Regions from separate parts of the Homo sapiens genome. Here regions 2 and 3 are each linked to region 1. The links are chromatin contacts, found by Hi-C in ENCODE. All regions are on one chromosome and are shown on one strand. Each heading gives the region's core, a stretch centred on a gene start or an enhancer-like site at or near the end of the contact. The rest is flanking DNA. Distances are from core to core; before and after follow the strand shown.

What was found. Hi-C counts contacts between places; a loop is a spot of excess contacts on that map. Pooled maps may share reads with other maps.
Region 2: a map of GM12878 shows a loop between it and region 1 (2.7-fold over the local background). The contact joins two enhancer-like sites. A Hi-C loop is called at or near these places in 1 of 168 maps with a recorded cell type or tissue (GM12878), 5 of 37 single-sample maps with no recorded cell type and 3 of 50 pooled maps.
Region 3: a map of ovary shows a loop between it and region 1 (1.9-fold over the local background). The contact joins two enhancer-like sites. A Hi-C loop is called at or near these places in 8 of 168 maps with a recorded cell type or tissue (Caco-2, heart left ventricle, heart right ventricle and 5 more) and 9 of 50 pooled maps.

What each region holds. Positions count from the first base shown.
Region 1 is chrX:2,323,950-2,326,649 of GRCh38, forward strand. All of the region lies in intron 3 of DHRSX (dehydrogenase/reductase X-linked), which reads right to left. All of the region lies in intron 1 of LOC124905239 (a long non-coding RNA gene), which reads left to right. Among named protein-coding and RNA genes, the nearest start is that of DHRSX, 180 kb to the right of the region's middle. Within about 2 kb of position 1,287, at least 14 of the 41 ENCODE cell types and tissues checked have a DNase peak (open chromatin) inside an H3K27ac peak, as active enhancers do; they include sigmoid colon, where a contact is called at or near this core.
Region 2 is chrX:2,173,517-2,176,231 of GRCh38, forward strand. No RefSeq gene overlaps it. Among named protein-coding and RNA genes, the nearest start is that of DHRSX, 330 kb to the right of the region's middle. Within about 2 kb of position 1,300, at least 2 of the 41 ENCODE cell types and tissues checked have a DNase peak (open chromatin) inside an H3K27ac peak, as active enhancers do.
Region 3 is chrX:2,483,384-2,486,083 of GRCh38, forward strand. The region is part of intron 1 of DHRSX (dehydrogenase/reductase X-linked); the gene reads right to left. Among named protein-coding and RNA genes, the nearest start is that of DHRSX, 16 kb to the right of the region's middle. Within about 2 kb of position 1,370, at least 10 of the 41 ENCODE cell types and tissues checked have a DNase peak (open chromatin) inside an H3K27ac peak, as active enhancers do; they include sigmoid colon, where a contact is called at or near this core.

The sequences.
Region 1 (2,700 bases), core at 37-2,536:
GGGAGGCTGAGATGTGAGGATCACCTGAGCCTCGGAAGTTGAAGTTGCAGTGAGCCATGATCACACCACTGCACTCCAGCCTGGGTAACAGATGGAGACCCTGTCTGGAAAAAAAAAAAAAAAAAGATTTTGCACAAAGTTTTACGATGACTCTGCTTTGTAATTAAAAGTAATTTCTGCTTTGTTGGTGATTTCTCACACATTTATCTGGTAGACCAGATACCTGCATGTGATAGGGTAAGAAGGACCCATTTCCCTCCAAGGAGAACAGCATTGCAAGGGGGTTGAGGACGCATGCATGTGGAATCCAAACATTGAATGCACTGAGACGGCGCTGCATGAAGCCTGTCTGTGAGTTTATGATGAAGCTGCACAGAGCTCCGTAGGCGGCTCTCACTCCTCTCTCTCAGCCTTTGGCTTCAGTTTAATTGCATACACACCCTTCAGAGCTGCTCGGGGCCCCCACTTCTTCAGCCTTCTGGCATTTTTCTAAGAAACACTAAACCTCTTTCCAACGTTGCCCTTGGATTTTGTGTGCACGTCTTCCAGCCCTTGAGCTGCTTGACCTGTGCTTGCAAGGGTTCCATAACACTGGATAGGACAGAAGCTCCGCCCAGCCCCAGGTGAAAGCTCTGTGCTCTTCAGGGACCATGTCCTATTCACACTGTCTCCCTCACATCTAATACAGTCATGATACTCGGCAATATAGTACTCCACCCAACAGGCAACTCAGAGTCTGCCAGTGATACAGGAGTTAAGAAGAAATCACTTAGGCAGACAGTAAGGGTATGGGAGTCCTCGGCAAGGCTTTTTTCTTTTCTTTTTTTTTTTTTTTTTGAGATGGAGTCCCGCTCTGTCGCCCAGGCTGGAGTGTAGTGGCGTGATGTTCGCTCATTGCAACCTCCGCCTCCCGGGTTCAAGCAATTCGCCTGCCTCAGCCTCCTAAGTAGCTGGCATTATAGGTACGCACCACCAAGCCCGGCTAATTTTTGTTTTGTTTTTTTTTTTTTTAGTAGAGACGCGGTTTCACTGGTCAGGCTCGTCTCGAACCCCTGACCTAATGATCCACCCGCCTCAGCCTCCAAAAGTGCTGGGATGACAGGTGTGAGCCACTGCGCCCGGCAGCTTTTCTCTTTAACGAAAAGCAGCCCCAAGTCATTTTCTAACAATGAACAGCCTGTCAAGTCGAGCTGCAGACATACACAAGCCAGCTGGGAGCTTGTACGGGTGAATGTCGGGAGGACCTAGGGACTAGACACGTTCAAGATGGCGGCTCCATCTTCCCGGGAGGAACTAACGACTAGACACGTTCAAGATGGCGGCTCCATCTTCCGGGCAGGAACTAGGGACTAGACACGTTCAAGATGGCGGCTCCATCTTCCCGGCAGGAACTAGGGACTAGACACGTTCAAGATGGCGGTTCCATCTTCCCGGCAGGAACTAGGGACTAGACACATTCAAAACGGCGGCTCCATCTTCCCAGCAGGAACTAGAGACTAGACACGTTCAAGACAGTGGCTCCATCTTCCCTCCTCTTTGTCAGCCACATGTAAAGTAAGAAAAACAGGACCGAGAGCCCCGACCAACTACAAAGCCCATTTGCATAACCGATTAGGGTGGGCAACCAGCCTTTCCTGTGGGCTATGTAAATGTCATGCTTGATGGAACCAATCTCTCGGAGAGCCCCGACCAACTACAAAGCCCATTTGCATAAACGATTAGGGTGGGCAACCAGCCTTTCCTGTGGGCTATGTAAATGCCATGCTTGATGGAACCAATCTCTGAGCTCTATGTAAATGAGACACCGCCTCCTCAAACTGGACTATAAAATCCATCACATTTGGTGCCAGCTGGTCCTTTCCGCTCGGAGACCCCTTTCTCTATAGAGAAAACCATTTCTCTTTCTCTTCTCCTGATTAAACTTCCACTCCTAAACTCCTCGTGTGTGTCTTTGTCCTAAATTTTCCTGATGCCCAATGACGAACCCCAGGGTATATACCCCAGACAACGTAGCCACTTCACTAACATGTAGAGAGCTTGCGCATTTTAATTCCTATCCTCACAATAGGCAAAGAGCAGAACATACTGAAAATCAGCAACTCTGCGATCCATCAGAAAATAGAGATCACAAGACGAAATGCTGCCTGAAGACTGGACAGACAGGTGGCAAGTGGAATTGTGCTTGTCTAGGAGTTCCTGCTGGAGCCAGCACCTGATGGACACATTTGCAGGGTAATTATTAAACAGCTGCAGGCTGACAGTGGACAAGCCTAAGTAAGTTAAAAACTCCTGGCCAGGCATGGTGGCTCGCACCTGTAATCCCAGCACTTTGGGAGGCCAAGGCGGGCAGATCACCTGAGGTCAGGAGTTCGAGACCAGCCTGGCCAACATAGTGAAACCCCGTCTCTACTAAAAATACAAAAATTAGCCGGGCGTGGTGGCAGGCACCTGTAATCCCAGCTACTCGGGAGGCTGAGGCAGGAGAATTGCTTGACCCTGGGAGGTGGAGGTTGTAGTGAGCCCAGATCGCACCACTGCACTCCAGCCTGAGTGACAGAGCGAGACTCTGTCTCAAAAAACAACAACAACAGAAAAACTTCTGGGGGCCCATCTTAGAGGGGACCTTGTACTTTCACAAATTTTACCTCCGGGAGCTCCACCAGGTTCCCAGGGTGAAGATCAAAGAAATATCCAGTTGTG
Region 2 (2,715 bases), core at 50-2,549, 150 kb before region 1:
AATTACACCTGTCACTTCTTTTTCTTGTTGCTGTTATTGTTGTCTAAAGTTTAGCTTGCTTCATTCTTTCCCTTAAACTTTTATCTTAGGTTTGGGGGTACACGTGCAGGTTTGTTGTAGGTCAATTTGTGTCACCGCAGTTTGTTGTACAGATGATTCCATCACCCAGGTATTAAGCCCAGTACCAATAGTTATCTTTTCTGCCCCTCTCCCTCCTCCCACCCTCCACCCTCAAGTAGAGGTGTCTCTTGCTCCCTTCTTTGTGTTCATGAGTTCTCCTCATTTAGCTCCCACTTATTTATTTTTTTATTTTTTTGAGACGGAGTGTCACCCTGTCGCCCAGGCTGGAGTGCAATGGCGTGATCTTGGCTCACTGCAACGTCCGCCTCCCGGGTTCAAATGATTCTTCTGCCTCAGCCTCCCCAGTAGCTGGGATTACAGGTGCCTGCCACCACGCCCGGCTAATTTTTGTATTTTTAGTAGAGATAGGGTTTCACCATGTTGGCCAAGCTGCTCTCAAACTCCTGACCTCGTGATCCACCTGCCTCGGCCTCCCAAAATGCTGGGATTACAGGCCTGAGTGACCGCGCCCGGCCTAGCTCCCACTTATAAGTGACAAAGTGCAGTATTTGATTTTCTGTTACTGCATTAGTTTGCTAAGGGTGATGGCCTCGAGCTCCATCCATATTCCTGTAAAAGACATGATCTCATTCCTTTTTCACAGTTGCATACTATTCCATGCATGCCTGTAATTCCCAAGCATGTAGAAATATTACAACACGATCCAGCGGCATAAAATGTGGTTTGAACCCACCCCCATCCTTTGGTTTTTCTCTTTCCTCCCTTCCCTTAACCTCCTACTTTTAGTTTTTAGCGTGCCTCCTTCTGTTTCTTTTTTATTTTTTTTTTATTGAGACAGAGTCTTGCTCTGTCGCCCAGGCTGCAGTGCAGTGGTGCAATCTCGGCTCACTGCAAGCTCCGCCTCCCGGGTTCACACCATTCTCCTGCCTCAGCCTCTCCGAGTAGCTGGGACCACAGGTGCCCCCAACCGCGCCGGGTTTTTTTTTTTTGTTTTTTTTTTTTTTGTATTTTTAGTAGAGACGGGGTTTCACCGTGGTCTCGATCTCCTGACCTCGTGATCCGCCCGCCTCGGCCTCCCAAAGTGCTGGGATTACAAGCGTGAGCCACCGCGCCCGGCCTGTTTCTTGTATGCTAAGGTTTGCATTACAGCTGGGAAAGTGGAGAAGAGACAATGTTTCTCCTCCAACCGAGTAAACAAAATTACGGGGATTAGAATGTGCCTGCTAAGAGCTCAGTAAACGTCATCTAGTGGTTACTAAGTGACCAAACAGGAAGCTGGGTGTTCATGCAGTCATGCCTGGATTCACTCACACTGCAGCCGCTGGTAGGGACAGACACAGCAGGGTTGGGACAGATTTGGTGGAAGAAATCATAAGCTAAAGAGAAACCCTGGCGTGCAAAACAATCCTTCCTGGCCGGGTGCGGTGGCTCACGCCTGTAATCCCAGCACTTTGGGAGGCCGAGGCGGGCGGATCACAAGGTCAGGAGTTCAAGACCAGCCTGCCCAATATGGTAAAACCCCGTCTCTACTAAAAAAAAAAAAAAAAAAAAAAAATCGCCAGGCGTGGTGGCGGATGCCTGTCGTCCCAGCTACTCGGGAGGCTGAGGCAGGAGAATCGCTTGAACCCGGGAAGCGGAGGTTGTAGTGAGCTGAGATCGGCCCACTGCACTCCAGCCTGGGAGACAGAGCAAGACTCTGTCGGAAAAAAAAAACAAAAACAAAAACAAAAAAACCATTCCTTCCTGGTAGCAGGCCTCATTCATCAGCAGCCCATAAAGGACTCTACTGACTTTTTGTCCTAGGTTAACTACAACCTGTGTCCCAGAAACTGCAGAGAGGCTCCCTTCAGGGTTCCCACGCTCATCCACATACACATACACTCACGCATGCACACGGCTATTCACACTCGTGCATACACATATACATATACATTGCAGGTGTGCACAGGTTTTCACACGCATCTGCACACGCACGCATGCAGCTAAAAGCATATGTGCATTTTACACACGCACACATGCATTCACGCACACATGAGGCATTTGCACACGTGCACGGGTGCACTCTGTGGTCTCTGCCCTTCCTCTCGGCACTGCTTCTCCTTCATGGATCCCTTCCTTTTGTGATTTCAAGAAAGCCTCTTTGGAGAAGGTCTTCCACTCCAACACCAACCTGTCAACCAAAATCCTGCCCCGTGTCGGCAGCACGGCCTTTGTAGATTGCATGCTGGGTCCAAATCACATTCTATGTTGTTTTCAGCAGTGCTCCCCTCGATGTGTGCCACAGCCCTCATCAAGAGGAGTCCAGAGCTGTCGTCATCAGCGCTACGATGCTGATCCTGTCTTTGTCCTCTATTCTCCTCTTTGCATACACAGCCAGCTCATCTACCGAAATGAGAACTCTTGTGTGTCAGGGTCTAAGTGTTTCTCCTCTTTGCAGCCCTGCTTCCACTGAAACCCAGGCATACACATGCATGTACAGATACACTCACACCTGCATGTACACACGTGCGTATACATGCATTGCACACATCGATTCACACATAGGTATGTACACCCATGCACATACACACTGCATATATGTGCAGATTTTCACACATACATGAGGCATCTGCACACGTGCACAGGTGCACTCAG
Region 3 (2,700 bases), core at 120-2,619, 160 kb after region 1:
CTCCTGAGTAGCTGGGACTGACTACAGACATGCGCCTCCATGCCTGGCTAATTTTTTGTATTTTTAGTAGGGATGAGGTTTGGCCATGTTGCCCAGGCTGGTCTCAAACTCCTGGGCTCAAGCGATCCGCCTGCCTCGGCCTCCCAAAGTGCTGGGATCACAGGCATGAGAGCCACTGCACCTGGCCATGCAGCTGTTTTAATCAGCAATTCTGAGAAGACACAAATGCCCCCCGGTTCTTTTGTGATAATATTAACACAGATTACTGAATTCCAGTGACAAAAACCTCACGTGTGTTACCTAAAGAAACACAGAGCCCAGAGTGTGCGATCTGAGCTGTTTCTCAAACCAGGACAAATAAGTGGATTCCAATTGGTGCCTCGAGAAAAAAAAGGGAAAAAGTGGCAAAAAAAAAAAAAAAAAAAAGTAGTTTCAACAAAGTCCAGCGGTTATTTTTGGAAGGCCCACTCACCAAGAACAGTGTTTACATTCGTACATTTTTTTTCTGAATTTCTTAATGGTTGGGGGAAAAAAAGAAGTCAACAGAGCAATAATATTTCTTGACACAACATTTATATAAAATTTAGTGCCCACGAAGTGGGAGTGGAATACACGGAGTCTCGCTCTTGTCGCCCAGGATGGAGCGCAGTGGCACGATCTTAGCTCACTACAACCTCCGCCTCCCTGGTTCACGCGATTCTCCTGCCTCAGCCTCAGTACCTGGGATTACAGGTGCCCACCACCATGCCCAGCTAATGTTTGTATTTTTAGTAGAGATGGGGTTTCACCATGTTGGCCAGGCTGGTCTTGAACTCCTGACCTCAGGCGATCCACCCGCCTCGGCCTCCCAAAGTGCTGGGATGACAGATGTGAGCCACCACACCCAGCAATGGATGCTTTTAGACACAACGGCAAAACTAAGTTGTTGAGAGACAGAGAATGCATGGTCCGCGGAGCCAAAAATATTTCCTCTCTGACCCCTTAAAGTTGACACCATCAGGGTACTCATGCCAAGGACCTCCCGCATCTGACTGCAACACAAAAGGACAGGCAGCCGCAGCTAGGAAGGAGCCTGGCTGCAAAGCCCTGAAACCCGAAAGCTTCCCAGAAGTTGCTCAGAAAGGAACTCATGCAGTTTGAGAAAATCTGGAAGAAACGAGCCAAACCCTGCTGTTTTCGTCGTCTGAAGAAATGAGCAAAACACTGCCGTTTTGCTGCAGACGGTCCTGTGAGAGTTTGCATTCTCTGTTCACCAGGCAGGGGCATGGCGAGTTCATTTTATAAAACTCTCAGGTGAGCCCCACGATTTGACGGAGCAGAAATCACTGGGAAAGGACGGGGCGGCGGGCCTGAGATCACAGAGGGGAAAACAGTAGAACTGCTGCCCAAGCACATCTGAGACTCGCAGAAGGCGCAGGAAGATGGTCGGAACAAAAGCAGGAGCTGGCTGCGCCAGGAACCCGGTCTCTGGGCCTCCTCTGCACTCACGAGCAAATGAACGTCACCACCGAGATTTCGGCACCCCAGAAACAGCCCAACCGGCTCCTTCCCACCAGCTGCCTCTTTACTAAAACATCCGAAACCTTTTTCTCACTTTCCCCAAGCTGTTTTCCTCACCCTTCAGAGGCCTGCTGGGAAAACAGTTCGAAGCAGGCAATTCTGCAAAGTGGGGGGGAAACAAAAACAACCAGCTCAGAGTTAGGGCTGTGCAGCCAGATGCAAGCGTGAAAACAAAACCGAACCGAAAAATCCCACCACTGTGCGGAAGGAGTGCCACACAGGCTGGGATGAGAACCGTCGGGGTTAGGGAAATGTCTCTGTAAGAAACCCTCAAGGACTAGAATTACTCCTAATGGGAAAAACGTGTAAACATGTCCCACTTAAATGAACATCACGATGCAAATGCTTAGTTATGAGGACTGAAAATGAACCCCTTTCAACCCAAAACGTGCAAGAAAGAGAAATTTCGGCATTTTAATGATGCCCAAGGACAGGCAGTCAACCAACAGCACTTGGAAAGGGCAAGTCTGGGCAGAGGTGCACATCCCGGCCTTCCTGTGTTTCTTGGGGGCCATTGTTTTCTCAGGAGGGAGGAAAAGAGGGAGGGAGGAAGGAAAAAGGGATGGAAGGAAAACGAAAGAGGAAGGGAGGGAGGGAGAAAAGGGAGGGAGGGACAGAGGGAGGGAGGAAAGGAAGGAAGGAGGAAGGGAGGGAGACAGGGAGGGACAGAGGGAAGGAAGGAGGGAGGGAGGAGAGGGAAGGAGGGAGGGAGGGATGGGGGAAGGAGGGAGGGGAGGAAAGGGAGGCAGAGAGGGAGGGGAGGGAGGGAACGGAGAGAAGGAAGGGAGAAAAGGGAGAGAAGGGAGGGAAGGAAGGGAGAGAAGGAAGGAAGGGAGAAAAGGGAGAGAAGGGAGAGAAGGAAGGAAGGGAGAGAAGGAAGGAAGGGAGAGAAGGAAGGAAGGGAGAGAAAGAAAGAAGGGAAGGGAGGGAAGGAAGGGAGAGAAGAAGAGACAAGGATGGGAGGGAAGGAAGGAAGGAAAGAAGGAAGAAAGGAAGGATTTGTTGGCTGAAGAAGAGAGGGAGGGTTGGACGGAAGGAGGAGGGAAGGAAGAGACCATGTGAGAGGAGGTGAGGAAGACAGGAAGAGAGGGGTGATAAGGAGGCTGGGGGGAGAGGGAAGGCGCTGATGCCATCCGGATC